Linked DNA regions of Mus musculus: all the other regions are linked to region 2. The links are chromatin loops, found by intact Hi-C in ENCODE. Cell type or tissue: heart. All regions are shown on one strand. Region 1 holds the start of B930025P03Rik (RIKEN cDNA B930025P03 gene). Region 2 holds the start of Irs2 (insulin receptor substrate 2). Region 3 holds the start of 3930402G23Rik (RIKEN cDNA 3930402G23 gene). Region 4 has its middle 17 kb from the start of 3930402G23Rik. Region 5 has its middle 19 kb from the start of Gm32330. Region 6 holds the start of Gm2814 (predicted gene 2814).

Region 1 (5,000 bases), 130 kb after region 2:
TAGTCCTCAGGGAAAACAAGACCGGACCTCTAGACATCCGGTTTTTGCATGCCTCCCATTTAGTTAACAGCAATCTGTTATGTACTCTCAGTGGCCACACACACACACACACACGCCATTCTAGAACAGATAAGGATGGTCGAGAAGGTGAGGAGACACGAATCAAGTGGGTAATGTGTGGCTGGAGGTGTCTGTAGTGGGGGTGGGGAGCTGAGCATGACTGAGGCAGAGGATATAGAGCCAACTGCAAGAAGCAGTGAGCCAGGGTCCAGCCTGGACAGCGCTTACTCGTCCACCTACCATGGCTCACACCTAACTACCTGTAGTGTTCACTCCTATGCCGACTGTATGCATGCATGAGGGGTGGGTATGAGGGGTGGGTATGAGGGGTGGGTATGAGAGGTGGGGATGAGAGGTGGGTATGAGGGGTGGAAATGAGGGGCAGGCTCTGCAGCAGCTAGCATGCTCACTTCTGTTCTCTGCTGTAATACCTTGTTTCTACTCAGGGTGTGAGTAGCTCTTGTATTGGACTTTAGTATAGTCAGGGTTGTTTATTTTTCTTCTTCCTTTTCTCCTTCATTTTGTTGTGTTTTTAATTAACTGATCATAATTGTGCACATCTGTGGGGTATAATACGATGTGTTGCAGAATGATTATGTCAGGTATATTAGCTTGTTTATTACTGTGAATTTGTCATTTCTCTGTTGGGAGGACATTTGTAAGCCCCTTGTTTAGGGCTTGGAAGATGCTTTGTAGGAAAGGGCATTGTGCGCTGCAAGATGAGGGTCTGGGCTCAAAAACCTTAGCACCCATTTAAAAGCTGTGTATGGCTGTGTGTGCCTGAACTCCAAAACTGGGAGGCAGGGATGGGCATGGCTGTATGTGCCTGAACCTCAATACTGAAAGTCAGGAACAGGTGTGGCTGTGTGTGCCTGAACCTCAATACTGGGAGGCAGGGATGGGTGTGGCTGTATGCACCTGAACCCCAATACTGGCAGGCAGGGATGGGTGTGGCTGCATGTGCCTGAACCCCAATACTGGGAGGTAGGGACAGGCATGGCTGTGTTTACTGAACTCCAGTATTGGGAGACAGAGACAGGCATGTCTGTGTGTGCCTGTGACCCCAATACTGAGAGCAGGGACAGGCACTCAAGAGCTTTCTGTACAGCCAACCTAGCTAGAACTTTTACATGCGTCTCTTCTCAGCTCACCGTTCTCAGGGTAACCCGAAGGGAGGCATAGATTTTACCGGCGGAATTTAACGTAGCACTATATCAAATGTGCTAGAATGTCCATTTCACATGTCACCTTCTATTTCCATCAAATGAGCAACCATATTGTCTCGGGGAGGGGTTGTCCTCCTCCAAGACTCCACTGATGTTTCAATCAGCCAGCAGACACATCCTAGCTACCATCTCTCCTTCGTCTATTGCTTCCCGGAGACTCGGGATGCGCACAGATAACTGTTGTCCTCCAGCTCACTGACCATGACATCACCAGGTAGGAAGATGCTCCCCTAGCTCCCAGATGGAGATATCCGGAGGCGTGGCTTGAAGTGCTCTGAAGCTGCCATCGGTTTTGTTTTAATCACCTCAGATTCTTTTCATGTGGAGATTGGATATGGAAGAGCCAACTTCATCTCTCCCTTCCTTTGGGGCCTCCCAAACTTTTGGTTCCTTGAAGCTGTAATTTGGGTACTGTCTGCCAACACGAAACATTAACCTCTGTCAGGGCCATCGCATCTCTGACTTATCCCCCCCCCCCACACACACACACACACACGTGATTTTTTTAATGCTGTTTTCGTTTTGCAGAACTTGGGAGAACACCTAAGCAAGGTAACTTACAAGCTGTGGGCTGGGCAGCTGTGCTGAGGGCAAGTGTGACAGGAGAGAAGCGGGGACTGGGCAGCTAGAATACTTCCGGTCCTGAATACTGAAGGTCAGCAGAACGCACACACGTCGGTGCTGTCTGAGTCCTGGGACCTCTGGGCACCATTTTGTTCTGGGAGGCTGCTTTTCTTTTGTGAGACCAGCACAGTTGAGAACACAGCGTGGAAAGACACACATTAGTAAGTGAGGTTTTCAGGGTTCAGTTCAGAGGCTGAAGTTTCAGGCAGAGCGTTGCTGGAAAGCCATTCAGTGCACGCATGGCTGAAGGAGAGAGAGGGTGGCTCTCTATCCCTAGAGACAGAGATCTCTGCAGAGACCTCTCACTTTCCACATTGTTTTTATGCATTTCTGAGGCTGCTCCATGCCAAAAGGGCTGGATCTAGGATGCGCTTGACTGTCTCCTGGCTTCAGTTTTCTGAGGAGGATAGACCTTGTTCCTCTCTGAGTAGGGTAGAGCACTCTTTACAGCTGGTGTTCCTTGGCGGCAGAAATGCTTGAGCAAGTTGGTCACAACACTGTCAGAACCGCTTTTGCCCTCCCCTGGCTGTGGTTGCCATTCAACAACAGAATAGGAAATTTTCCAAGTGGTTTTGTAACTCTAGCCGTACATGAGGCTGTTTGAGCCCCTTTAAATCACTTCTTCTAAAGTGACATGATTTCATTTATCTCATTTATACAAAGGTCACCGAGCACATAGCCAGCTAATGAATGGGAAAGTGTGAAGAACTTCAGACCGCACCAGAATGAAAAGGCACAGCCTGAGGATGGCAGGCAGGAATGTCAGGTTTTAGCAGAACTCCCGACAATCATTGTGTTCTGTTGGTCCCCATGCCCACCTGGTCCTGCCAAGCCTTCCCGTATCTGCAATGGGAATATCTGAACCAGGTAGGCAAACTGTGAGTTTGAGCATTCCTAGCTGTGTGTGCTTTCCTGCCTGGACTTCGGACTCCATGTAAACTGTGTGCTCCTATCTGTGTACAAAGGGCAACAGATTCTGGAAAACAAGTCAGACTTGCCCCTGTTTACCACAAACCGGCCAGCTAACAAGTGAAGGGTTGTGAAACTGGGTATTCCAGGTCACCTGTCTACATGCATCAGAGCAGTGGCCCTGTGGAGATGGAGCCATCTTCTGGGGAACAAGGAGCTGCTGGGCTGTGGGATATATTGTATATCACCTGCTCTGATGGTGTCACGAGCTTTTACGCTCAGGTCTCTCGCTATGAGAATGGAAAAATGACCTTAAAATGAAGTCTGCAGGTGAATGACTGGGTCAGTTTGCTGTTTCAGAGATTTCTCCGTTTTTTTCTTATCCATCGTAGTAGACACAAGCTGCCTTCAAAATTGTAGACATTGACTTGCTTGGCAAAGCTAGTACATTTGTATGTCTTTCAAAATCATCACATCGAAAGACTATTGATTGGCTCTGACGTCAGCTGTACCTGGGGGTGGCAAGCATTGTCTCACAACATCAGGGCTTTGGCCAAGGATGAAAGGGAAAAGACAGATCTTCAGCAGGGCACTACTGGGGTACTTTAAAATAAATACTTTAAAAAAAAATGTGTTGTTTTCCTTTTAGAAGAAAACTGGAAATCATTTCAAGGAAGTATGTATCAAGTGGAGGCAGATGCCAGAGTGTCAGAACACAGCTTACGACCCTGGTGCAGGTGTGTACCTCATCTGCAGGGCTTTCCTACCATGTCACCAGTGGGGAAGATGGAATGGTCACTAGGATCCATCTTATGTTTACACTGAGTGTATGACTCAGCCTGCAGATCGTCCAGTGACATGTTTTCTCAAACTTCAGGACAGTGGCAACAGGGGCAAGACACCTCTGCCTTGTGACGGATCTGGGGGAGCATTTCAAAACCGGCTGCAGGAGGCTCACCCAGCTGTGTGTGTTGGGGGGGGGGGGTAAGGCAGCCATGAGAACATTCTCCTCTGCAGGTTCACCTTTCTCTCCAGGCCTCTTCACTGCTTCTATCCAAGATGTGAGCACTCATTCCATCCGTCCTCTGCAAGCCAAGTTCTACTGCCTCTGGCTGGCTCGCAGTTAACAGCCCATGCTCCTGTGCACAGTAGTTACATTCTTTATAGGTACCTTGGACAGTGGGTTTGGTGACTCACAAACCACAGTTGCCAGGGCAAGTAAGCTCTTCTGAGATCAACACATTTCTACCAACTGCTAGCCAGGCTTGCGTGCATACTTCTGTTTAAGGGTCTCACATTATGTAGTCGATAATTGAGGCCCAAATAAAATGTCTTTAACATGTACACATTCTCTGGGGTTACTTCAAAGTCTTCTTGCTCTTGGAGAAATTGGGCTGCCCTCTGGTATCGTGTGTTTGGGAGCTGTTTTCAATTCCAAAAGCACAAAGAGGTGAACTATTACACTCCCCGAATAGAAGGTGCTTATGTTTGATACGAGAGAACTGAATTAGGCATTGTCTTGCTTGTGCTTGCTGGGAGCGTGGGCATCTAAGGAGCATCCATATTCAGTGGCTGGGCCCCTGTCCTTGAACTTTACAGGTAGCACTATCCTAAGCTCAAGGGTGACCTGTCTTCGGTCCTTTAGAATGGCCACTTGCCACCTGCCTTGCTATGTAGACAAGCTGCGAGCCTGAGTTTGTGACGAGTCTCACTCAGTCTCAGAAGCTGACCTCCACTCATTGCTTGAGACCGGTTGACCTAGAGTTTTCATGTCTGTAGACCCCTCTTCTGTTTTGGTGCTTACAGATGCTGTCTATCATCTTGCAGCCATAATTATCTCCATAGACCTGCTTCCGAGGCTTTGCCTGACTCCACAGTCCTGGGCACAAGCCAGTAAAGACCAGGATCTTGAAGTCTGCTATATCTTGGACTTTGTAGTTTTGGACATACAAATAAGTTTCAGAGGTTAGACAGCTTAGTACAGATAGAATGGAGGACCAGTTAACCTAGTTTTATAAAACTGGGGTCACAATCTTGTACTGGGTCATGTAGGAGCATCTGGGGGGCCATGAAAAAAATTGGGAACAGTAAAAGATTTCTAAATATGCAATGGCCAAGAGTTAATTCAAAACCATAATGTCTCTGAGGTGTTTCCATGACCTCATTGCAGCCTTGGTTCTG
Region 2 (5,000 bases):
CCGCCCCCGTTCCCCCTCCGCGGCGGAAGCCTGGGGCCAGTTAGTGGGACGCGAGGCGGGAGCACAAACCCCGCACCCGCCTTCTCCACGGCGGGCTTCCCGCCTTGGGTGGCATCGCCCCCGCCCGCATCCACAACGAGCCCCTGATTAATGAGCCCGGCCCGGCCCCCGCCGAGCCCCGGCCCGGCCTCGGAGAGGGGGAGGGAGGGGACGGCGGGAAACGCAGCCCGGTGTCGGTCCGCCTCCCCCCCCCCCCCGTGCCTCACGCTCATTGGTCCGTCTCGCTGTCCGTCGGGGAACGCGGCGCCAATGCAGGGCTGCGGGGCGGGGCGTCCGCGCGAGTGTGCCTGCGTAACGCAGAGTCACGTGTTGTTTTGCTCTTAGTTCAGTCACTCGGTGCGCGATGTGTTACTCACTGTGCGGCGGGGACCGCGACAAGCCCGGGTCGTCGTTGGTGGCAGCAGCAGCAGCGGCAGCAACGGCAGCAGCGGCCCCAGTGGCAGTGTGGGCCCCGAGTGTCCGGACGCAGACCGTCGTCGCGCAGTGCAGAACGGTGGCAGCAGACGGGCCGCGCGCGTTCTAAGCTCGGCCCCGCGACTCGGGGACCCCGACTCTCGACCCAGCCAGCCAGTCCCCGGGCGCCGCCCGAGAGCCCGGGAAGCAGCGGCAGCGGACAGTCGAAGCGGGGGGGTGGCCATCGCCCGCACCGAGCATCCTTCGGAGCGGCGGAGGGCCCTGCGCCACCGAGCCGCGCGCGCCTCCTAGCCCACCGCCTGGGCCCGGGGGACGCGCGCGCGTGGCCGGGCGGCCGGGCGACGGGTGGCGGGGAGCCGCCCCCGCCCGCGCCCCTCGGCCCTCGCCATCCCCTGTTCGCCCAGCCGGGCAGAGAGACCTGAAGCGGCGGCGATGGCTAGCGCGCCCCTGCCTGGGCCCCCCGCGTCGGCGGGCGGGGACGGCCCGAACCTCAATAACAACAACAACAACAACAACCACAGCGTGCGCAAGTGCGGCTACCTGCGCAAGCAGAAGCACGGCCACAAGCGCTTTTTCGTGTTGCGCGGCCCCGGCACGGGCGGCGACGAGGCATCCGCGGCTGGGGGGTCGCCGCCGCAGCCTCCGCGGCTGGAGTACTACGAGAGCGAGAAGAAGTGGAGGAGCAAGGCGGGCGCGCCGAAGCGAGTGATCGCGCTCGACTGCTGTCTGAACATCAACAAGCGCGCGGACGCCAAGCACAAGTACCTGATCGCCCTCTACACCAAGGACGAGTACTTCGCTGTAGCGGCGGAGAACGAGCAGGAGCAGGAGGGCTGGTACCGCGCACTCACCGACTTGGTCAGCGAAGGCCGCTCTGGCGAGGGGGGCTCGGGCACCACCGGAGGCTCTTGCAGCGCCTCTCTCCCGGGCGTCCTGGGCGGCTCAGCGGGCGCCGCTGGCTGCGATGACAACTACGGGCTCGTGACACCCGCCACGGCCGTCTACCGCGAGGTGTGGCAGGTGAACCTGAAACCTAAGGGACTGGGCCAGAGCAAGAACCTGACTGGTGTATACCGCCTATGCCTGTCTGCGCGCACCATCGGCTTCGTGAAGCTCAATTGCGAACAGCCGTCGGTGACGCTGCAGCTTATGAACATTCGCCGCTGCGGCCACTCGGACAGCTTCTTCTTCATCGAGGTGGGCCGTTCGGCCGTCACCGGTCCCGGGGAGCTGTGGATGCAAGCCGACGACTCGGTGGTGGCGCAGAACATCCATGAGACCATCCTAGAAGCTATGAAGGCACTCAAAGAGCTCTTCGAGTTCCGGCCTCGCAGCAAGAGTCAGTCGTCCGGGTCGTCAGCCACGCATCCCATCAGCGTGCCGGGCGCGCGCCGCCACCACCACCTAGTCAACCTACCCCCTAGCCAGACCGGCCTGGTGCGCCGCTCGCGCACTGACAGCCTGGCGGCCACCCCCCCAGCAGCCAAGTGCACTTCGTGCCGGGTTCGTACGGCCAGCGAGGGCGACGGCGGCGCGGCAGGCGGGGCCGGGACGGCAGGAGGCAGGCCGATGTCGGTGGCAGGGAGCCCCCTGAGTCCCGGGCCGGTGCGCGCGCCCCTTAGCCGCTCGCACACCCTGAGCGCCGGCTGCGGAGGCCGCCCGAGCAAAGTGACTCTGGCGCCGGCAGGGGGAGCCCTGCAACACAGCCGCTCCATGTCCATGCCCGTGGCGCACTCACCTCCTGCAGCCACCAGCCCAGGCAGCCTGTCCTCCAGCAGTGGGCACGGCTCGGGCTCCTACCCGCTGCCACCTGGCTCCCACCCGCACCTGCCTCATCCACTGCATCACCCCCAAGGCCAGCGTCCGTCCAGCGGTAGTGCCTCCGCCTCGGGCTCCCCCAGCGACCCGGGTTTCATGTCCCTTGACGAGTATGGCTCCAGCCCTGGCGACCTGAGAGCCTTCAGTAGCCACAGGAGCAACACACCCGAGTCAATAGCGGAGACCCCGCCAGCCAGAGATGGCAGTGGGGGCGAACTCTATGGGTACATGAGCATGGATAGACCCCTGAGCCACTGTGGCCGCCCTTACCGTAGGGTCTCAGGGGATGGGGCCCAGGACCTGGATAGAGGACTGAGGAAGAGGACTTATTCCCTAACCACGCCTGCCAGGCAGCGGCAGGTACCTCAGCCTTCCTCTGCCTCTCTAGATGAATACACTCTCATGAGGGCCACCTTCTCTGGTAGTTCAGGTCGCCTCTGCCCATCCTTCCCTGCGTCCTCTCCCAAAGTGGCCTACAACCCTTACCCAGAGGACTATGGAGACATTGAGATTGGTTCTCACAAGAGTTCCAGCAGTAACCTGGGGGCAGATGATGGCTACATGCCCATGACCCCTGGGGCAGCCCTTAGGAGTGGTGGTCCCAATAGCTGCAAGAGCGATGACTACATGCCCATGAGCCCCACAAGCGTGTCTGCTCCCAAGCAGATCCTGCAGCCACGCTTGGCAGCGGCCTTGCCCCCTTCCGGAGCAGCCGTGCCAGCACCCCCTTCAGGGGTGGGCAGGACCTTCCCAGTAAACGGAGGTGGCTACAAAGCCAGCTCCCCAGCGGAGAGCTCCCCAGAAGACAGTGGGTACATGCGAATGTGGTGTGGCTCCAAGCTGTCTATGGAGAACCCAGACCCTAAGCTACTCCCCAACGGGGACTACCTCAACATGTCCCCCAGCGAGGCAGGCACTGCAGGGACCCCACCTGACTTCTCAGCAGCTTTGCGTGGAGGCAGTGAAGGCCTCAAAGGCATCCCGGGCCACTGCTACAGCTCTTTGCCCCGCTCTTATAAGGCTCCCTGTTCCTGCAGCGGAGACAATGACCAGTATGTGCTCATGAGCTCCCCTGTGGGCCGGATCTTGGAAGAGGAGAGACTGGAGCCCCAGGCCACCCCAGGGGCTGGCACCTTTGGGGCAGCTGGTGGTAGTCATACCCAGCCTCATCACTCAGCAGTGCCTTCCTCCATGAGGCCGAGTGCCATCGGTGGCCGCCCTGAGGGCTTCCTGGGCCAGCGATGTCGGGCAGTGCGGCCTACACGCCTATCGCTAGAGGGACTGCAGACCCTTCCCAGCATGCAAGAGTACCCTCTACCCACAGAGCCCAAGAGCCCTGGCGAGTACATCAACATTGACTTTGGTGAGGCAGGTACCCGTCTGTCTCCGCCTGCCCCCCCACTACTGGCATCCGCGGCCTCATCTTCTTCACTGCTCTCAGCTAGTAGTCCTGCTTCATCCCTGGGTTCAGGAACCCCAGGCACCAGCAGCGACAGCCGGCAGCGCTCTCCACTCTCTGACTATATGAACCTGGACTTCAGTTCTCCCAAGTCCCCCAAGCCTAGCACCCGCAGTGGGGACACAGTAGGCTCCATGGATGGCCTTCTCTCTCCAGAGGCTTCATCCCCATACCCACCACTGCCCCCACGTCCTTCCACTTCCCCTTCCTCCTTACAGCAGCCTCTGCCACCTGCCCCGGGAGACCTATACCGCCTGCCTCCAGCATCAGCTGCCACTTCCCAGGGTCCCACTGCTGGCTCCTCAATGTCCTCCGAGCCTGGGGATAATGGTGACTATACCGAGATGGCCTTTGGTGTGGCTGCAACCCCGCCACAACCTATCGTGGCACCTCCAAAGCCAGAAGGTGCCCGAGTGGCCAGTCCCACATCGGGCTTGAAGCGGCTAAGTCTCATGGATCAGGTATCTGGGGTGGAGGCTTTCCTTCAAGTCAGCCAGCCCCCTGACCCCCACCGGGGTGCTAAGGTCATCCGTGCAGACCCACAGGGGGGACGTCGTCGCCACAGTTCAGAGACCTTTTCCTCTACCACCACCGTCACCCCAGTGTCCCCATCCTTTGCCCACAATTCCAAGCGCCACAATTCGGCCTCTGTGGAAAATGTCTCACTCAGGAAAAGCAGTGAAGGCAGCAGTACCCTGGGAGGAGGTGATGAGCCGCCCACATCCCCAGGACAGGCACAGCCCTTGGTGGCTGTGCCCCCAGTGCCACAGGCTAGGCCGTGGAACCCCGGTCAGCCCGGAGCTTTGATTGGCTGTCCTGGAGGCAGCAGTTCTCCCATGCGCAGAGAGACCTCCGTGGGTTTCCAGAACGGCCTCAACTATATCGCCATCGATGTGAGAGGCGAGCAGGGGTCCTTGGCGCAGTCTCAGCCGCAGCCAGGAGACAAGAACTCCTGGAGCCGGACCCGTAGCCTTGGGGGGCTCCTCGGCACCGTCGGAGGCTCTGGCGCCAGCGGAGTGTGTGGGGGTCCAGGCACTGGAGCTTTGCCCTCTGCCAGCACCTATGCAAGCATCGACTTCCTGTCCCATCACTTGAAGGAAGCCACAGTCGTGAAAGGTGAGGCCCTTTGACCTTGAGGATGGGGGAGGGAGAGTGGAGTATTGGGTGGCTTTGGATGCCACTCTTACTAGTGCTTCCTTGGCTTAATTGCCAACCGGCTGCCTGGGCCTTCTCCCTCTTGGCTACCATG
Region 3 (5,000 bases), 80 kb after region 2:
GTGTTTGGCTCTTGACTTTGGTCAATCTCTTTGATGGATCCTTCTAACTTTACTCAGTGTCTTGATTGTGACTAATTGATGCCTTAAGACACCAAATTCGTAACGTAGTGTACTGTTCACCAGCACAGCACTGCAGTTATAAAGCATAACATGTTTGTTTACAAAACAAATAGAGTTAAAACATGTAAGGCCATTGCATACCTGGATTCATATGCAGTTGTAGGAACAACACGAATCGACCCTGTGCCAAGTTTCTCCCAAGGGGGAGGGTTTGGAAAGCCATGGCACACAGATAGTACACAGGTTGTGCAAAGGGGCCACACTGTGGGTACCTGTACCTCGTATTTGGTTCTCTTTCCTGTGTGGGTTCACTTATCCGGTGTTCTGACAACACCAAGCCCTATCACACACACCCCCCTCCCAATCCTTCACTCCTGGAAAGTGTAATATGTCTTACACTTCTAAAATGGTTTCATTTTAAAAGTAGTGACCGAGATGGGTCTAGAGAGAAGTCTCAGTGGCTAGAAGGTTAAGCACACGATGCTATTCTTACAGATGATCGGGGTTCAGTTCCCAGAACCCACATCAGGTGGTTCACTGCTCCTTGTAAGCCCAGTTCCAGGGGATCCAAAGTTGTCTTTCAGAGTGAGTTCACAGGTCTTAAAGGACCCAAGAGGCAAGGCTGGGAATGTCGGGGAGCTGGAAGTTTCTGGCAGGGTTCCCACTGTCCTGGGAAGTGCTTTGTCTCCTTCTTGTCAGGGCAGCTTGGATGCCTTGAGAACAGCCCAGGGGACTGCCTGAGCTTGGGGAGAGCTGAGGCTCCATTGTCTACTGGCACCCCCCTTTCCTTTAGGCTTTCATCACAGACTCAGGGTGGTACTCACTAGGCCATCAAACTGTCTCCCCCTAGGTCTGTCCTAGGTTTCCAAGCAACAAGGAGATGCTTGGGCTTTTCCGCACTGTTTACGGAGGTGGACATCTGGGACGAGAGCCGAGGGCTCTGCCGTCATCAGGGCTCGGACCGACGTGCACACCCTGGGACGCAAAGCCAGCTTACCCAGGTTGGGAAATCAGCTTGTCCACAGAGCCAGATCCCCCTGGCAACGATCCCTCCCCTATAGACAGAGAAAGGCAAAGCCCCTGAGAGGAGCTCAGCGGAAAGTACATTTCATTGAGCCGGGGCTTGGTTACAAAATAGATAAACTTGCACCGTTTCCAGGCCAACGGGATTCAAGCTGCCGAGATGTTGACCAAGTTGGCCCTGCCTTCTGGAAGTCTCTGGCTCCACCGGAACGAGCTGTTTCATTGGGATAAGACCTCAAAGGGGAATGTGTGAGTGAGCCAGGAAATGAGTCGAACCAGGTCCCCCCAGAACATTTGATTGTAGTCCTGGGCATCCATCCAAATCCCAGGGGCCTTTGCCCCAGAAGAGATCATGGCTTACTGGTGACGCTGAATAGAGGTCATGAGCACAGTGTGACGAAGAAGCCAGGTGGGAGTCCTTGCTTCGATGCCCCTCTATAGGTTTTGTTACCTTTGTTAAGACGTAAATCATTCGATGTGGTGGGACCCGGCATGACTGTTTTCAGACTGTTCACAGAGCTGTGTAGTTGACACCGCAATTCAGTTTCAGAACGTTTTCCTTTTATCAGGCCAGGAGGAAACCCTGCATTCATGAAGTCACCCACAGTTCCATCTACTCCAGCCAACACCAGGATGCTTCACACCCATGGACGTGAAGGTACGTGGATTCGATCCCTTATGGGTGATTCATGCTTGCCTCCTGTGCCAGTGTGTTTGTGACTGCGTAATATTTTTGTACCTTCATTTTTAAAATCAGAAGTACAAACAACAAACGATCAAACGGAAGATGGTGGCCTTGATCATGCCAGCCCTGACGTAACAATGCCTAACTATAGATCACAATCCCTTTTGTGGCTTTGTTGAGTACCCCTTATTCGTTTATGCTGCACCTGGAGTTCACTCTCCTGCTGCTTGAGTGTGCTTGGCTAGCACTCTGGACTGTGTGTCTGCCACAGGTCTGCTTTGTCAGGTTATGTCTTTGGCTCATGAGTTTCTGAGCTCACTGTTGAGGGTTTGGGAGCATCTGGGTCTTGGGCAGTTCCAGTGAGAGGCTGATTATGCGTGTGGCTGTGAGTTCTTGGACTCAGTGTGAGAAGACTCCATCTTTAGCTTCAACTATTTGTTGAGAGAACACATCTATGTTCTCCCTCTATAGAGCTGCAGTCCTGTCACCCAAGGAACTGAACTGAGTAGCCAATGGCTCCATGCCACTGACAATTTATGGCGGAGGCAAGGATTCTACTTGGACATAGCAGGAGCAATACTAAGCCAGTGCCACCTCCCAGTGAGGCCTCCCATGGGCTCAGTCAAAGCACAGTATCATGGAGCCAAGTGGAGGACAGGCAGAGTCAGCCTGTCCTGTGAGTCCCAGTGGATTCCCTGGGTGGCAAAGGTACTACCACACGTTGCAGTTAGACCCTTGGGAGTCTCAGAGGAACTAACACGACCTCACTTTCCCCCAGATGTAGGGCTTCAGGAGCCTGCATAGAATACAGGAGGGGAGGGTGGAGCCCTCAGCACAGGATACCCAGCCTTTATGTCTCACGGGGTCAGGAGAGCAGGGTGCACAGGATCCTTGCTGCAGTAGCCTTACATTTCCCCATGAAGCTTGCAGGAAATTTGCAGACTCCCTAGTGTTGTGTTCCCTGCTCTCAGACCCGTTGTTGCCTTTCTTGCTACAGAACCAGGAACAATCACCGAGCTTGCCTCTGGGAAATCTGAACCAAGACATCCAGGAACCTGGACATGGATTGAACTATCTCTTCATTGTCAGTTACCACTTGCTAAGCACATCACCCCCAGATCTGTGTGAGGGGGTCAGGTGTGCTGGGGTGGAGAAGACAACACAGAGCAGCCTGGGATGGGAAGTCAGTCTCCTGGTGGTGGGAGTGGTAGATGCTTGTGGTTGTGCTGTCTCCTTTGAGTAAAAACTCCAGCTGCCAAGTGCTGCCTAGCCTCTGATAGTTGGCAGAGGCTCCTCCTGGCACCATGTGGGATGTGAACTTCCCCCTCAATTCCTGGATTTATTTTGGGATAATGGGCTGTGGAAAGGTTACAGAAGGCTGAGTCTGGCCTGAAAATGAAGCTCCAGCCATGGCCAGAGGAACATGGGGCTGAGGCTGACTTAGAGTCTGCCTCCTCTGAAGAACAATGCTATTTGAGGATCCATGCAGTGGCCACTGTCAAAGTGGTGGGGGATATGATGTCCTCCTTGCTCCCACTTCATCCCTGTGGCAGGAGTACCTGTTTAGGGGGGCACCCTCTCTCTCTCTCTCTCTCCTCTGTAGTGGGTGCTTTGGAACAAGTTGCAGACTATCGAGGAGTCGGAGTCGTCGGAGTCGACCTGGGGCTGTGTTCTCAGGGCTGCTCAGTTAGCACAAGAGGTCCTGCGGAGGAAGCACTAGCATCCCCCAGGCTCCCAGAAGCAGAGTCTGGGAGCAGTGCGTCACTTCAAAGGGCTCCCCCTCCCTCAGTCTGCTTTCTCTGTAGCAGAGGAGCCTTCCAGGCTCCCAGGCAGCTAAGCTGGAGGGGCCATGGCAGAGTCAGTAGTTAATAGCTCCTTGTCCTTTCTGCACAGGATATTGTGGAACTCATGCTTGATTGACAGCAAGCTATTTGTTTCATTGTAGCTGTAGCTGCAGTCTACTAGGATATCAGGAGAGCTCCCCCGCCTCCCGCCAAAAGCCCTACCAGTTACCTTTCTGTGGTGATCAAATACCGGGCCAGAGTTAGCTCAAGGCAGGAAAGGTTGATTTTGGGGCAGTGCGGGGTACAGATGGCTGTGACGGAAAGGATACAGCTGTAAGGGCTCTTGGGGTCGCAGGAGTGTGAGCTTGCTTGCTTGCTTGCTCACATGCCCGAGAGGATTAGTCTGCAGAGAGCAGACAGGAAGTGGGACTGGTCCCCTCCTGAGAAGCAACAATTCAACCCCCACTTTCTCTGTCCCACCTGTGCCGGGAGCAATCACAGGAGCTTGCCAGCAGGGACCAGATGGGGTAGCGGGTCCTGGGGGAGTGACTCACCACAGTCTTCTACATCGTTAGACTTTAAATCAGAGCCTTTCAGGCCAGAGGGCCAGAGAACCGGATCTAAACACCCCATCCGTTTCCAGTGGGGAGTTAGTTTTCCCTGGCAACTTGAAGCCGGTTTGAAAAAGAAAAAAAAATTCAAAAGAATAGAAGAAGAAAGGTTAAGTTTTCAACCAGGCAAAGAGGCTCAGGTGACCTCCTCCAGTGTCAAACAAGCCTCCTGTGCAGCCCACCTAGGGGCTCCCTTTCCTTGAAGGCCAGTTATCAAAGGAGCCTTTGCTTTTGTTTTTAAACCCCGTTCTCGGTGAAGAAAGTGACTGTGCAAGGCGTCCCCCTTCCCCTGCCTCTGGGTGGGAAACAATTTTATTTTGACTGGCTGAATTTCGCCCCCCCCCCCACCCTTTAGAAGCTGCTCCTTTATCCCCAAATGTAAAATCCAAGCTTCAAAGCAAATCCTGCTCCAGTCAGTGCCAAATAAGGCAAGAACCCTCACAAAGCCGGGGTTTGTCAGGCCCTCTGGTCAGGTTTCAGCCAGGCTTCGGAGGGGCATTCCTGAAATAGTGCAGGCCGCCCATACCTCCAGGCACTTAGCAACACGACGCCTTTTGAATTTGCTTAAAACTATTAAGAAGTAATTAAGCAGTTAAAGGGTCTTTTTCAGCCCGAGCAGAGGTTGGGGAGGGAGTCGGGTTCAGTGAGAGGAAGCGAGGCCATTCGCTTTCCTCTGAGCTGACCTTGCAGCGTAACACGTTCATCCTGTATTTTTCTGCCACTGCCAATTTATGGCCTACAGGAAACTAATCTTGTACAATAACTACCTTCCTGTACTTAGTTCCTAAGTAGAGCCAAATGGATTTGGTGGCGGATGGGCTCCGCAGCGGTTCCCGG
Region 4 (5,000 bases), 61 kb after region 2:
AAACATCTACACATAAAGGAAGTGGAACGGGATTTTGAAAAGAATTCTTTGTTAAGTGAAACAAGATTGTGTACGGAGGTTAAAAGGGGAAGATGGCACGGCGGGTCTCTGTTTAGTATGGTTAGTGTCAGTGGAGATGAATGCACTTGTGGAAGAAATTACTAAGAAGACATAAGAAACAGGAGAGAGAGGTCCTGCCTGGTGGGACATACCTTTAATCCCAGCACTGGGGAAAAGGGGGCAGGGGCAGGGGCAGGTGGATGTCTGAGTTCAAGGCCAGTTCAGTCAACATAGAGTGTTCCAGCACAGTCAGGATATACAGAGAGGCCCTGCCTGGAGAGAAAGCAACAAAACAGAAAGAAACAAAACAAAGCAAAACCAAAAAAACAACCAACCAACCAATACAAAGAAAACAGCAGAGAATCTGAAGGTACAAAGGTCATGGAAGATATCACAGTAAAGTTAAGACGGAGCCAGTGCTTGCTGCTGGTGGAGACAGTTGCTTAACAGTCAGACCACTGAGTCAAGCAGGCTGGCTGGTGACTTGTTTGGAGCCTCATGTTTCTGCCTTTCTCACAGAGGTAATGTAATCCCCCAACTTCTTCTTTGTAACTTATTTTATTTTACTTTATTATTTTCGTTTTTCTAGACCTGGTTTCTCCCATGTAGCCTTGGCTGTCATGGAACTCACGCTGAAGACCAGGCTGTCCTCAAACTTATCTGCCTGCCCCTGCCTCCTGCGTGCTGGTATTAATTTAATTGATAATCCTTGTTTAAAACAAAAAGAGTTGGGAGGCAGAGACAGTCGGATTTCTGAGTTAGAGGCCAGCCTGGTCCACAAAGTGAGTTCCAGGACAGCCAGGGCTATGCAGAGAAACCCTGTCTCGAAAAACAAACAAACAAACAAACCCCCCAAAAAAACCAACCAACCAACCAACCAAAAGACAAAAAAGAGAGGGCGGAGCATCTCTCTTTGCACTGAGGCTCGATGTTTTACATTCTTAAGTTTATGTCTTAAGAATAAACCCCCTCCCCCTCCAGATCCCCTTCTACTGCACAGCTGGCTTCAGCTGAATGAGGTTACTTAGTTGTTTAGCTGCTATTGTTTTAAGGCGGTGTGTGTGTGTGTGTGTGTGTGTGTGTGTGTGTGTGTGTGTGTGTGTGTGTTAGGGGGTGGCCCCTCCTTGTCAGCCCATGCTCATGAAGCCTGGAACCAGGGCAAGGAGTTAATCTGTGCGCGAACTCCCTGCTATTTGTGGCGCAGTGGCCCAAGGCAGGAGTTTGAGACTTGTTCTACATATCATAGGGGCTCCACAGAGAAACCCCTGCCTGAAAATATCGAGAGAGAGAGAGAGAGAGAGAGAGAGAGAGAGAGAGAGAGAGAGAGAGAGAGAGAGAGAGCGCTCTGCGAATCTCCCTGACCCTCAGGGACCACACAGGTGCGACCCTTTTGGCTTTCCAGTCCTGGCTGAACTTCAGCCTGCCTGCCTTTACTCATCTGTTTGATCCTCTAACCATCCCCATCAACCGTGGTATCTGATCTGTCCTTTGCTGACCCTCTTGCTACGCGTCAGAGGACTTTTTTTTTCCCTATTCCTTTGTCTGATTCGTTTTGCTTTTAAACGTAGGTTTTTTACTATTGTTGGCCACAGAGGAGGAGGCCACTCTTCTGGGCTGCCCGGTGCCAGAGAAGTTTTATTTTGCTCGCTCCCCTTGGCTTTTGCTGTTTTCCCTTCTTCTTTCTCGTTCCTTCTCCTCCCCCTTCCCTGCCTGTAGCTGCAATTTCTTTATGGGTGCAATTTCCTCAGCTATCTCTCTGGCTCAAATGGGGTGTTTGATTTTTATTTGTTTCCTCCAGGGCCGGCCCTTTCACTTGCTGCTCGCAGTCACTATCAGCTTGGCGAGTTCCTCTGTCTGGGATGGCCTTTGCTTCGGTTTTTATGAATGGAGGGCCGGGCTGCTTTGCGCAGGGCTGGTGCCGGTTCTCTGCCGCGCGTACACATCTGTTTCCTGTGCAGCCTCTTCCTTGAATGGCAACTGCTGCTGTTCCGCAGTGGGCGAGGCAGCAGGAAGGCCTGGGCCACCTCCCCACGCCTGCCTGGGCCAGCTGCCAAGACAGGGAGGGTTTTCCCTGGAGCTGATAAGTGCATTACGGAGACTTCCTGGCTTTCTTGGTTCAGGGCGGCCTCGTGGCCTCAGTAAAGGTTCACAAGAACCCAGGCCAAGAGAGAGCTTCCTCCCTGTGCTGTGCAGATGCAGTTAGCAGCAACTCCCCGCAGCCACCTTGTGATTGGTGGTTTAGCTGCTGTCGGCAGAACCCATTCATGAAAACAGAAAGGGAACAGGTTTTTTTTTTTTTTTCATCTCTAAATCTCTGAAACTCCTGCTTACTGAGGGCGTTTTGTGTGCTGGCTTCTTAAGCTTTATGGTTTGGAACTGAAATGTCCCTCAGGCTCAGCTGCCAGCTGATTTGGGGGAGATGACTGGATCTTCAGGGCTGTGACCTCACTGGTGGCCTCATAGCTTGGTGGCATTGCTGAGAGGCCATGGAAAGGAGGTGGGTTCTTCTTGGAGGGAATGGGTCTCTCTCTTGTCTCTGGCCCTCTCTCCCTGTTCGCTGGCCACCATGGGCTGGGCAGCTCTACCCTGCCCCACACTCCTGTCATGATGTTCAGTCTAGGAGTGACAGAGCCTAGGGACCATAGACTGAAACCACAAGAAAGTAAATTCAGTCCTTCTTTGTCATTCCCCACCCCGTGTGTGTGTGTATGTGTATGTGTGTGTGTGTGTGTGTGTGTTTGTGTGTGTGTGTGTGCTTGCATTACATGTGCACACGTAGAAGCTGGAGATTGATGCTGCAGTTCATCCTTGATCATCTTGTTATCTTTTTCATTGAAGGCAGAGTCTCTCAATCAAACCCAGAGCCTGCACATATGTCTGCCATTGGGAGCCAGCTTGCTCTGGCTATTCTGTGCATCAGCCTCCCCAGGCTGGGCTTACAGCAGGCCACCACACCTCTCTGTCATTCTCTGGGAACCTGAATTGCATTCCACTCCTGTGGCACACATACTTTAGTCCCTAAGCCACCCTCTGCAGCCCCAAACTTCTCCTTCTTCCGTTCTGTGCATCAGGCATTTTGTCACAGTAAAGAAAAGTGATTACCACCCTGGGGATTGGATTGGACCCCCTTGCCGGCGTCTTCTATCCACACTGTTTTCCTCATGATCTGCACTATTTAATTATGGCAACTGCTAAAAATTTGCTTTGCCAAGATAGAGCCTCATGGGCAGGATGCAGGACACCCCAGTATCAGTGACTGGTGGACCCAGGGCATCACTCCAAGTGAGTAGAGCTGTCTAAGAACAATGTGTTTCCCTGGAGACACATGGCTGCCCTGGGTGCACAGCAGCGCCCAGGGAGGTTGTTTGTTTGTTTGTGGGAGTTACCCCAAGCATGCAGCATGAAGCACACCCATCTCTGTGTCTGGTTCTTCTTCTTGAGCTGAAGTGAAGGCCTACTCTCTTTACAGTGAGCTTGCAACCCCACTGAGGAGTTCATCTCAATCAAGAAACAGAATCTGGACTTCATCTTGGGAAGAGCTTCTCAGAGCTTCCACTCCATAGCCCCTCCCACTTTCTTTTATATATTTTTCTTAGAAAGCAAATCTGGAAAATAAGTAAAATGGCATCGTCTGCTCGGAATCCCTGTTACTTTCTGGACTCTCATTGTTGGGGGCGTTAATCAAGTTAATTCGTAGCATTTTTTTGATGGACAGAGGTGGATTAAGTTCTGTACTTTATTCTCTTGTTTTCTGTTTTGATCGACTTGAATCCCAAACCACACACACACACACACACACACACACACACACACACACACGAAGAGTCAAACTGCCACGGTTTTTTGTATGCTTAGTATAAGAACTTGAAGCTTGAAATGGGCCAAAGGCTTGCTATGCTCAGGACCCAGTGAGATGGGGAGGAAAATGAGTCCTCCCAGGTATGGATGACTGAGAACAGAGAACACACAGAGTACAGCTCCCCTAAGATGACCGTGATTCCTAAGGGAGAACGGAGGTGAACAGCGCAGAATTATCCATTTACTAGGGCCAATAGGCATGCATTCCTTGTCAAGGCTGCCTGGGCCAGATAACCTCGAAGGAGGAAAACTTGTTGGGAAAAGTGAGGGACCTGGAAGAGAAGCCTCTTAGAATATTACTGTAGGTCTCAAGCAGAAAGAGGGCTCAGCAACAGCCTCTGAGGATCAATTTCCTTCTCTTCTCACTTGTGCCTTTCTGAGAAATGGAATCTACTATGGAATGGTAGCTCCCCCCTCCCCGACCCCCTAGTACAGAATCCACATTCTTCCTTTCTCATCTGTGATGCTTTGGGACTTAAAGTTTACAAACCTTCCTCCTTCAGAGCTCCAGGATTCAGCTGTGTGGAGATGGCTCAGGGCCAACAGGGCGTTTGTGTCTAAATTTCCAGATGTCTCCTGAGCTCACATAGGCCTGGCCTTGGTGGGCAGCTGTGTCGGCTCTTGGTGATGTCCCCTTCTGCAGTGCCTGTCTCTCCTCTGCATATCTCCCATGCTTGACCCTGTACACTCACCTCTACCATTTATTTTCCTTCTTTCCCTATTCCCCTCACTGGTACCACCCTGCCTGAGGCCTGGCTTTTCCTGCAAGTTTCATATATGGAGACTTTCCAGAGTGATAGCAGCCTAATCCCCACCGGAGAAGCTCCGAGGAAGGAGCTGTCTTTTCTGTGGCCTCAGATGTTCCCAGTATGTTCAGAGAAACTTCCCAATCCCTGGTAGGAAGGCTGGAGAGGTCCCTGGCTGTGGCTAGCAGATGCACAGGCTGTCTGGAGTCCATTCCCATGACACTGTTAGGACCCTATCTGCTCTCTCCTCCAGAAACAAGCATCCCCGCTTCTACCAACACTGGATGGGCTCTGATTCTTTGAGGCTTCGTCTTTCCTGTGCTGCCTCCGTTCCTG
Region 5 (5,000 bases), 350 kb after region 2:
TCCTCAAGTGTCTCCTGCCAAGACCACAGCTCTGAAGAGGAAGCATAGTTAAATCACAAACAGCATCTTCAGGAAAGAGTGAGCGCTGCTGTGAGATGCAGCTGGGTTTGCGTTTCCTCAGGAGTGCTGTTTAGATGTCTGCAGGTCTTCGTGGGGGGGGTCTATCTGGCCAGGAAGGGGAGGTGTCCGTTCCAGTAAAGATGGCTGCCATCCAATCGGTGTCTCATCTCAATATATCTTAGCGGGAAGTGTTCCTTCCTGTTCACCATTCCTCAGAGCCAACCAAAGCGCAAGCTGCTTTTCAGGAGAGTCATATTCCAGAGTCGAGGAGGATGAACTCCACAAGAGCCAAAGTTGTTACAGAGTGGGCTTTGTACAGAAAAACAACAATCATGTCAGATGACATCTAAGTATTCTTCCTGTGTTAGTCAGGATCTCTAGAGAGAGTGAACTTACATATATATATATATATATATATATATATATATACACATTCTATAATAATTTTATGTATATAGTATAATATATGTATGGGGAGAGAGCAAAATGTCAAAATTTGAAAGCTCCTTTTCTGCATTTATATACCTTTCCTTTCTATACCAGAAAGTATGTCCCTGATTAAACTTACATCTTCCCATCTCAAAAAGTCTAGATAAAAAGTGGGTCTTCCCACTTGGAAAGATTTAATTAAGAAAAAACTCTGTCATAGATGTAGCTAAACACTTGCACTTTTAGTTAATTCCAGATATAGACAACCAAGAGTAGCCATCACAAATTCACCCCCTGTCAGCTCGACACACAATCACATCTTTGTGTCATGCTTAATTTCCAAATGAAAAGATAATCATGTCATAATGACACGATGTGACTATCCCTCATACAAATGTGTTATAAATGTTGGACTATGTGACAATGTCCCTTCAGGAACATTCTTTAGGTATCTCAAAAGTTAAATGTGATAGCTACTCAACAGTTATATAACACGATAAATCAAAGAAAGAAAATATAAACATCTGTACAAACACATTCTTAACAAAATATGACAGAAACACTCATGTCAATTATAATCTTTGTTTGTGCAGCTAGTCACGTGGCAGATGAGGCCAGTTATCTATGACAACAAGGCCGTGCTCTGGAGCAGTTCACTTGGTAGAAACGGCATAAGCTGCTGGCATGACACTCTGTGGTATGGGAAGGTTTTATTGTGAATGTGTGGGAGAGAAAAACCACAAGCATCTGAAGAGCCCAGAACAGAGACAGCAAGAAGCAGACTAAACACAGTCAGTGGTCAGCAGACTTGACATGGCCAGCGCTATCTGTGAGAGCGGAGAACGGCAGGAGATAGGGGACAGAGAGAGCATAGAGAGTGGCAAGGGTTATGAGGAGGGGGAAGAGCTGAGAGGAGGGAACGGCCAGGAGCTGGATGGTGTTTAGGCTAGAGAAGAGGTAAGAAGGAGTAGGATGCTAGCGTAGACTTTGCAATGCAGATGCCACAGGCATGTTCCTTTTGCTGAAGGGACTTCTGCTCTTTCTGGCATGTACATTCTTTAACTGGCATTAAAACCCACTTCTTCGGGATTCTAGAGTATACTGAAGACCAGCTGAGACATCCAGCCTGGTAGACTGAACAACTGAACAACTATTGTGTCTGTCTGTCTGTCTGTCTGTCTAATCTATCTATCTATCTATCTATCTATCTATCATCCATCCATCCATCCATCATCCATCCATCTGTGTATGTATACTTTTGGTAGGTCTATCTGTCTGTCTATCTATCTATCTATCTATCTATCTATCTATCTATCTATCTATCTATCTATCAATCATCCATCCATTCATCTGTGTATGTATACTTTTGGTAGATCTATCTATCTATCTATCTATCTGTCTGTCTATCTATCTATCTATCTATATATCTATCTATCTATCATCCATCCATCCACCCATCTGTGTATGTATACTTTTGGTAGGTCTATCTATCTATCTATCATCTATCTATCTATGTATACTTTTGGTAGGTGGAAATTAGCTTCACAAGTCCCTGAGAAATACTGGCTTTTATCTAACTACTAGAAGTCTGCCTATGGTCCAGATTAATCTCATTTCTGGATATGTGGCTTGCCTTTTGGAGTTTAGAGACTGGAATGTCCTTTGGACATGCCATTACAGCCTTTGTTGATGTTAAGTGGCAACAATAACCTTGAATTGCTTCAGTGACAGGGGTGGTCTCCCTGGATTTGTTTTTCCAGCATTTGTAACCATCTCTTCTACCTTCTGGCATGGGATAGCACAGTAGTGAGGAGGTGGCCGCAGCACACATGCATTTTGTCTCTCCCCTACACAACCACAAGCTGACTTCATCTCTGTTCACTAGAAGTTCGCCTCGGGTATTCAGAAAAGTGGCACAGATTCTGAGGCTCACCTTTCCTTCTGGCTTTCTGGCTTGTGGCATGGACTCTGTGTCTTTAACTCTATTTCCAGACACTCTGATTCTATGAAAGTCAACATGTTTTAGTAGCTACTGTAATTATCATGTCCGTGTGCACTCAGCATTTCCAAACACGGCTGGACACATCACTCCCTACATGACTACGATGACTCTTGTGTTTTGTAAAGAAAGTGGCTGTTTATATGTGTAAAGGTACTTGTTCAGGGTCATCTGTCTAGGAAGTAGCTTGACATGTAAATTTAGGATTTCTGACTCTGGCTACTTTCTGACTCTTAGGATTTGTGAATGGTCCCACAGTCCACAGTCAGGATCTTGCTGCTGAGAAAGTGGCCATTAAACTTAGAGAGACAATCCTCTCCTTTAGGGGAAGTGATGCAAGCAGGGTTTCTGTGAAGGATGACTTTAAATGGACCTACGCAAGCCCGGTCAGGTGCTGCACGCCTCGCACATTCCACAGAGTCCGATTACACAACCTGCTTTGACTTTCTCCTCTGAGTAATTTCAACCATTTGTGCTCACATGTCCTACTGAGGGGTTATGTGCGAGCCTGGATGTTTAGTTTCATGATAGACCGGGATTCCTTCCTGTGTGGAAACAGGCAGGCCAGGCCAGGCTAACCCCATACAAGGCCTTGGGCTGCTGGCACTTCTATTGTGTTGATATTCTATTTACAGGGATCCCAGGCCTTACATAACTTGTATTTGCCAATGGTGATGACGGCTTTCCTTATATAGCTCGTGACCCAGCCCCATAGTGAGCAATGCCACATGCATTTTCTCCCTTAATCCAAAAACCTTGAATATGCTCCCTGATGTAATCCCATAGATTTTGTTTTGGTGTCTGACCCGAAGAACCAAATAGGTGGAAATGACTCTGACTTTTCTGTTTGTCTTAGCACATCCAAGTATGGATCACCACCTATCTGGTCCATGGCCCCCAGGAAACAAGCGTCACCTTGTCCCAAATCCCAGACACACAATCAACAGCAGATGAAGCACATGCAAATCTACAAATTAACAAACACAAAACTTCACGGAAACTTCAGTCTTATGGGCTCTGTTTCATCGGAACATTTATGCTTTAATTCCTAAGTTAAAAATACAGAGGCCAAATGTTATTTTAAAGAAATTTAGAAAACTGTAGTTTTGATGCAAACACGTTTTATTCTCTCCAGCATTCATAGTGGCCTGTCAGTAATTCAACTCAGGAACAAAGAGACACCGGAGCTTTCACTGACTAAAGCATCTCATTCAAATCTCACGCATTCGCATCTGAAATGTAAAATCACACAAACAAACAAACAAAAACTAAAAAACAAAAAACCACACCGCTCTTTGTGAACAGTGTTTGTTTTTAACACAGGCAAAAGAGAGTTTACATTTTTGTAATTTTGTATGTAAATATATATCTATAACTAGAAGGGAAATGGGGCTGAGAGCTCTTGAGGCTGCTACAATGGTCGCTCTTGCTTGATCTTACATGTATGCCTCCACACATCCCTCCATAGAAAGTGCCTGGAAGGGTTTCCCTTTGCAAACCGAGTTCTGTGTATTTCTTGCCTTCTTGAAGCAATGAGGTTGAAGATAAGTCCCAGAGTGGATGAAACTGGACTGTTGTGAAAATGTTCCATGTCGTAGAAAACGACTCTTAAAAATGTTCTTCAGTAGACTCAAGATGAAGAGAACAGGCCTGTGAAAAACCAGCAGCTGCCTTGGTTCTGACAGGGCTCCTTCTCTTGGTCCCCCTTGAGCTTGTGATTCTTTCCATTAGGGTTCCACTTGTGTCTTTGGTATGATACAGACATGGAAGAAAAGGGACAAGGCATTCCCATTTGGGTGTCTCTAAAGCCTTCCTAACACAGTTGGTCCACTTTGCCAGCTTGTGCCTCTCTGCTGTTAAAGGAGGTGTGTGCCCTGTGCTTGATAGATCCTGCTGAGCTCAGGACCTTGTGAACTATTACAAGTTGGAGTTTTACTTGAAAAATAATGCCCGGATTAACTCAAGGAACTTTCGAGAAACCACTTAGTTCCCTCAAGTCAGCCATTCAGATTTATACGGTGTGTTTGAGAGTTCCCTGCTAATGAGCGCTTAGCAGTATTGATCTGTGAAACTCCCAACCTTACCTTGACTAAATCCCAGAGACAAGAGCGTCAGGCTAAATTTGGCAACTGCTTAGACAGCTGTAGAAAAGGAGCTTGATCTCTACAGAAAAACCGTCTGCTGGACTTTGAGCTTTGAAGCCGGAACCCTGAGGGGGGAGGGGGATATGTTACTGCCTTACAGGCCTGTGGGCATTACCTCATATGTGTAAAACTATCCAGCCGTGCTCCACTGTACCCTGTGAAGACACGCTCGCTCGGGGAATGTTAAGCTTGGGAAGACCTGGATTTGTGACTAGAAGAGCAGTGAAGTCAGAGACCGGTGGGGACACTGAGGAGGGAGGGAGGTGGCACATGACACCATTCATGTTTCTAAAAAGGTCCCATGACTTTAAAATGTTTCACAAAGTACATATTTTAGAAGAAGCGTATTCCGAGGGCACCTGTTAAAC
Region 6 (5,000 bases), 110 kb after region 2:
CAGGAACTTCCAAGGTGAATAGGATGTGGGAAGGGTGAAGACCTGGGACCCTGAGGCTGCAGCTGGCCAGTTGAACCGCACATGCCCAGTGAAGGGATGTGAGTGACGGGTCAACATGGGATCTGAGGTTGGGTGGCAGTGTGGGCTTGCGTAGCCTATTCAAGGGACTCTTTATGGCATGTGGTCTCATTGTGAAGAGTGACTCTGCCAGAGTGGTCAGGTGGCAGCATGTAGGTTGGGGGAGTGAGTAGCACTTACATAAGGAGACTGTTTGGGCATAGCTGCCTACATGTGAAGAAACGGGTAGATGGCAGGGCACTGGGTCCTTAAGTCAGATGATCAAACTGTGACCTTCACCAGTAGCTGGGAGAGGCATGAAGGATCCTCTCCTAGGGCCGTGGAAGTGTAGGATCTTGCTTATACCTCAGACTCAGACACGAGGCTCCTAGAACTGTGAGGTAGGTGATGACTGTCATTAGAGACACCGGGGCATTACCCTTCATGCCATACCTGGGAACTGACAGGGGGTGAGCAGAGGCAGGCACCTGCATGCTGAAGCGACTCGGCTGGCATGAGACAGCTATAAGCAGAGCAGAGAGGGCTCTGGCAGACAATGGAGCTGCCCTGGCAATGACCGCTCGTGCTTTGGACTGTCAGAGGCCACTATGAGGTAGACTGTTGTACCTCAGATGTACCTGTTGAGAATAGAGGCAGGGGATGAGTGTGAAGCTGGATACACAGTGGAGACCACACACAGCTTACCGGGCTGAGGCCATCTTTCTTTCTCTCTCACCACAGAGGCAGACACTCAATAGTCTCAACTGTGATTGGGCATCTCATGAGCCCACAGTTTCCCTCATAGGAAGTAGGCATTTAATTTAGAGGACCTACCTTGGGTCAGGCCCAAGCTGCCTTGAGCCCTCCAGAATTTGAGATGCAGCTTCCTCTATCTCTGCCAGAGTAGCTGTGGCCCCACCCCCTCCACCCCTGCACCACCCAGTGCAGTGAGACTGTTTTGTGGGCAGTCTTCGGACCGCTCAAAGCTCTCGACTTCCCACAAGGAACTTGGAAGCACATTTGTGTGCACCTAACCCTTTATCACAGCACATGGTTCATTTGTCTGCAAATTTCTTCCAGTTTCATGTCTCAAGGAAGTTCTCTTTGAGTTGGGTTTCTGGTTATTTGAGAAGTTCCACCAGCTGACCATGGTACTTTCCAGACCTCACAGGAGAATCTTTCTGGTAGGGTTTATAAGGTTCTTGCCTTGATACTTGGACAAACTGCCTGGCGAAGCAACTTTAGGAAGCAAAGATTTGCTGTGGTTGACAGTTTCAGAGTCAGTCCACGCTGGTGAATAGCTCCTGGGCCCGGTGAGGTGAGGCAGCTATAAGCTGCATGCACAGTAAGAAACCAGGGAAGTCTTCCTTCTTTCTCTCTTTCTTTCTTTCTCTCTCTCTTTCTTTCTCTCTCTCTCTCTTTCTCTCTCTCTCTCTCTTTCTTCCTTCCTTCCTTCCTTCCTTCCTTCCTTCCTTCCTTTCTTCCTCCTCTCCTCTCCTCTCCTCTCCTCTCCCCTCCCCTCCCCTCCTCCCCTCCCCTCCCCCCCTCCCCTCCCCTCCCCTCCCCTCCCCTCCCCTCCCCTCCCCTCCCCTCCCCTCCCCTCCCCTCCCCTCCCTCCCTCCCTCCCTCCCTCCCTCCCTCCCTCCCTCCCTCCCTCCTCTCTCTCTCTCTCTCTCTTTCTTTCTTTCTTTCTTTCTTTCTCGTCTGATACCCATACTGAGCATGGATCTTCTCACCTCGATTAACCTGATATAGAAACTGTCTCCGTGACATGCTCAGAGGTCTGTTTCCATGGCGATTAAAAATCTCATCGAATTGACAATTAAGATTGACTTCCACCGAGTAAATGAACTCAGGAGACGTGGCTCAGAACCTCCGTCCCGGCTGTGGCCTGATTGAGGTGGGTGCTCTCTCTGCTAGGTCTCTCCCCACTGTGGCCTTGGTCACCTCCTGTCCCTCCTTGCTTATCCGCCATAGTCTGTGGGAGTGAATAAGGAAAGTTAGTAATAGCTAACAGACTGATTTATTTTTTTCTAGAAACAGACCACCAATCAGCTATAATTAAAACCAAACAAGACTCACTATATTTACCGTTATTTTTTAGAATCTCTGATGACTTTTCTTCGCATCAGCAGCAATGTTCCCTCTGTCAGTTGCCAGAGGCCAGCCCACGTGCTGTGTCACAGGCAGAGGTCTGCGTGGCTTCCCGGTTTTCCTTAGCCTGCCGCTTTCCCCAAAGACAGAAGAGCGTAAAAAAAAATCGTCAGAAAGTGAGGAAGGGCCATTCCCCTGCTACCTGGAATGGCTGCTGTCCTATTTCTGGAGACTTGGATAGGGACACCAGTGCACAGAGAAAACAGAGGCAGTTACATAATCACGGCCGGACCAAACAAACAAACATGTCAGACCGTTGCTTTTTCGGTGTTTGTGGGGACCTATTGCGCAATCCAGATTCATTGCGCTGACCTTGCAGCTAGCGAGTGAAAATCCCACTGAAAACAAACCAGCCAGGGTTGAGCTGAGGGAGGACAGGCGAGCAAGGGGAGGGGAGGGGAGGTCATACAGTAAACAAGCTCCTGACCCCACCTAGCCTTCCTCCTCCCAAAGTGTCTGGAAAAATAAATGATGCTTCCAAGATTACAAACCTAGGAGCTTACACTCGGGGGTGGGGGTGGGGGCACGGAGGACACACACACGTGGCGGGGGACATGAAAGACATCATGGGGAAAGGAAGTCCAGGTCAACAATAGGAGAGAATCAAAACAAACCAAACAAAACACGTGGGTGGTTGACGGTGTTAAACAATAAATGAAGGGAAGCAGTGTCTTTGGTCCCCACCCCCAGCCTTGGCCCATCTGAGCACTCTCTCCCCCAGGAGCCGGAGTCCTGGGAACGCTAATGCGAAGCACAGTGAGCTGGTACCCTGTGTTTCCTTTGCGTCTGAACAGCACAGACTGCTATCAGGCTATGAAAAGAACTAGTCTGTCAATATGTCCTTGTTTTTCTCTACCAGGAAGGAACACTTTCAGAAACCCAAAGGACCACAGCTGCCTTTTGTCATCACGCCTCTGGGAACCCAGACTTTGGAACCCACAGCCTCTTGGGGGAGGGGGCACAGGCAGCTTAGCCTGTCTGACCTCCTGCTGTGGTCCACAGCACCCTGCTTGGATGGGTTTCCTTGAAGCCCACAAGTCCCCGTCCTGAGAATACATCAGGCAGAAGAAACAGTTGACTCTGCACCACTCGGAGGAACACACACTTCTTCGGCTCAGTAAGAGATTTAAGCCGTGGTGGTGGCTACACCGAGAAACCCTGTCTCGAAAACAAAACAAAACAAAACAAAACAAAACAAAACAAGAGAGAGATTTAAGACAAGGTGATAGGCCACACAGGAGATCTAGGCCACCTCATGATCCCTTTTCTGGAGCTGTATGACTGACATCTCTCATACTTGGACAGCCACATTACCCAGGACTTATAACTCTCCTGGGAGTTTGGGGGCAGAGGTGAGCAAAAGCTGCTCTGTCTCAGTGTGGGGCGAGGAGGAAAGCAATGAAACCCTAGTCTGCCTTCTGCCATTGGCCCCGTCTACGAGGTACCCTTTCACCTCAGCCTTCATAGCTTAAAGAAAGGAAGGAAGAATTGGTGACAAGCTGTTGTGTGTTCTCACTACCTGGAGTGGACCAATTAATTGTTCAAGGCTCCTAAAATTATGTAAGAAAAAAATACAAACCCCACCCCTCCACATGCACACACACATACACGTGCACACACATGCTCACACACCCACACACATGCACACACATGTGTGCATGCAAACACACATGCATGTGCACTCACATGCTCACACACATGCACATACATGTGCATGCATACACACACGCATGTGCATACACATGTTCATACACTCACACACATGCACACACACACATGAGTACACACACACACACATGCACATACACATGCAAGTGCACACATACACACATACACACATCAATTTAGTGATTTAAATGCATGCTAAATAAATGACAGTATTTATTCTTTATAAAAACCCTTTAAATACAGACTAAAAGGAAAAACAATGGAAAAGAATCATTTGGTATATTTCCCCCACATATATTGCCTTCTTACTTGTCTGTACACATTTTAACTTTGGCCAAGAAGTCTGTCCCCCCTGCCCCCGCCCCCGCTTACTGCTCATCAGGCAGCATCCTCAGGCACAACAGTCATGAGGGCAAATGTTCTTCATGGGATAACTACTGTGAGACATGGTGGCTCTGACAGTGTGTCACGCTCACATGGGCCTTAGAAAGGACAGTAGACCACTGTCAGAGCCACAGCGAGCTATTTCTGGAGATGTAATCCACTTATCCTTAAGAGTTGTAGGAGATAGAGAGCTATGCAAAGTCTGGTCTGCGCGGCTCTCATGGACAGTGTGGCCATAATCACAGGAGAAGTTAAAGACAGACTTGAAACAGGCAATTATTGCAATGCAAGGCACGCATGATTAACTAGGAGATGAATTATTCAGGGAAGGCTGCTGTGGGAATTCAGATGAGGGAGACGCAGTGGGCAGTGCTTGATCCAGGAAGCCCTCATGGGGAAGAGGCACGGACTGATTCTAATGCTGGCCAGGGTTGGGATGAGCTGGGAAAAGTCATAGACAAGGTAAAATGTATGTTGCAGGCTTGAGAGGTTTTCTAAAATATGGAGTTTGTGGAGTAAAAAGATTGGAGCCCTACAATGTAAAGACTTCTGTCTAAGATGTTTGTTTTGAAATGCTAAGGGACATTATTCTTTTTATCCAAAGGGGAAGGAGAGAATGCTGAAGGCCTTCAGATGGCTTGTTTTTCCTTTACTTTTCTGAAGGAGACCCACTCCAGCAATGCCTGTTGTGCACACAGAGTAGGATCAGACCCACCCAGCTTGGCTTCCATGGAGCA

The links. A loop is a pair of places that touch in the nucleus more often than their neighbours do. Peaks named below come from ENCODE experiments on the same cell type or tissue, not always from the same donor. Only the 100,000 strongest peaks of a DNase experiment are listed, where the experiment ranks them.
Region 1: a loop joins it to region 2, with 2.7 times the contacts of the local background. A loop is called at or near these places in 10 of 42 quality-filtered maps.
Region 3: a loop joins it to region 2, with 2.4 times the contacts of the local background. A loop is called at or near these places in 12 of 42 quality-filtered maps.
Region 4: a loop joins it to region 2, with 2.2 times the contacts of the local background. A loop is called at or near these places in 7 of 42 quality-filtered maps.
Region 5: it touches region 2 in a loop (3-fold over the local background); 3 of 42 quality-filtered maps call a loop at or near these places.
Region 6: a loop joins it to region 2, with 4 times the contacts of the local background. A loop is called at or near these places in 7 of 42 quality-filtered maps.

What each region holds. Positions count from the first base shown.
Region 1 is chr8:10,877,559-10,882,558 of GRCm38, reverse strand. It overlaps B930025P03Rik (RIKEN cDNA B930025P03 gene), which reads left to right and starts at 105. Exons shown (of 6, transcript NR_040705.1): 1 at 105-147; 2 at 2,574-2,777; 3 at 3,472-3,556. In heart, a CTCF peak has its summit at 3,013 (motif pointing left); no DNase peak of the experiment used is centred here; H3K27me3 peaks cover 2,776 bases.
Region 2 is chr8:11,004,337-11,009,336 of GRCm38, reverse strand. Irs2 (insulin receptor substrate 2) reads left to right here and starts at 408. Exons shown (of 2, transcript NM_001081212.2): 1 at 408-4,867. The coding sequence starts at 907. 9530052E02Rik (RIKEN cDNA 9530052E02 gene) reads right to left here and starts at 1,487. Exons shown (of 5, transcript NR_046017.1): 1 at 1,326-1,487. In heart, a CTCF peak has its summit at 2,147 (motif pointing right); DNase peaks (open chromatin) are centred at 326, 1,236, 2,186, 3,266 and 2 weaker places; H3K4me3 peaks cover 5,000 bases; H3K27ac peaks cover 5,000 bases.
Region 3 is chr8:10,924,761-10,929,760 of GRCm38, reverse strand. It overlaps 3930402G23Rik (RIKEN cDNA 3930402G23 gene), which reads left to right and starts at 1,304. Exons shown (of 4, transcript NR_135302.1): 1 at 1,304-1,492; 2 at 1,653-1,741; 3 at 2,240-2,476; 4 at 2,766-5,000. In heart, a CTCF peak has its summit at 2,956; DNase peaks (open chromatin) are centred at 1,100 and 3,054; H3K4me3 peaks cover 1,548 bases; H3K27ac peaks cover 4,020 bases.
Region 4 is chr8:10,943,323-10,948,322 of GRCm38, reverse strand. No RefSeq gene overlaps it. Among named protein-coding and RNA genes, the nearest start is that of 3930402G23Rik, 17 kb to the right of the region's middle. In heart, no CTCF peak of the experiment used is centred here; DNase peaks (open chromatin) are centred at 2,082, 4,482 and 4,838; H3K4me3 peaks cover 889 bases; H3K27ac peaks cover 3,084 bases.
Region 5 is chr8:10,651,472-10,656,471 of GRCm38, reverse strand. No RefSeq gene overlaps it. Among named protein-coding and RNA genes, the nearest start is that of Gm32330, 19 kb to the left of the region's middle. In heart, no CTCF peak of the experiment used is centred here; a DNase peak (open chromatin) is centred at 3,021; H3K27ac peaks cover 3,045 bases.
Region 6 is chr8:10,897,300-10,902,299 of GRCm38, reverse strand. It overlaps Gm2814 (predicted gene 2814), which reads left to right and starts at 1,749. Exons shown (of 2, transcript NR_166616.1): 1 at 1,749-1,957; 2 at 3,071-4,131. It overlaps 4833411C07Rik (RIKEN cDNA 4833411C07 gene), which reads right to left and starts at 2,378. Exons shown (of 3, transcript NR_102285.1): 1 at 2,149-2,378; 2 at 1,794-2,035; 3 at 1-695. In heart, no CTCF peak of the experiment used is centred here; DNase peaks (open chromatin) are centred at 209, 1,009, 2,389 and 3,019; H3K4me3 peaks cover 914 bases; H3K27ac peaks cover 3,425 bases; H3K27me3 peaks cover 1,356 bases.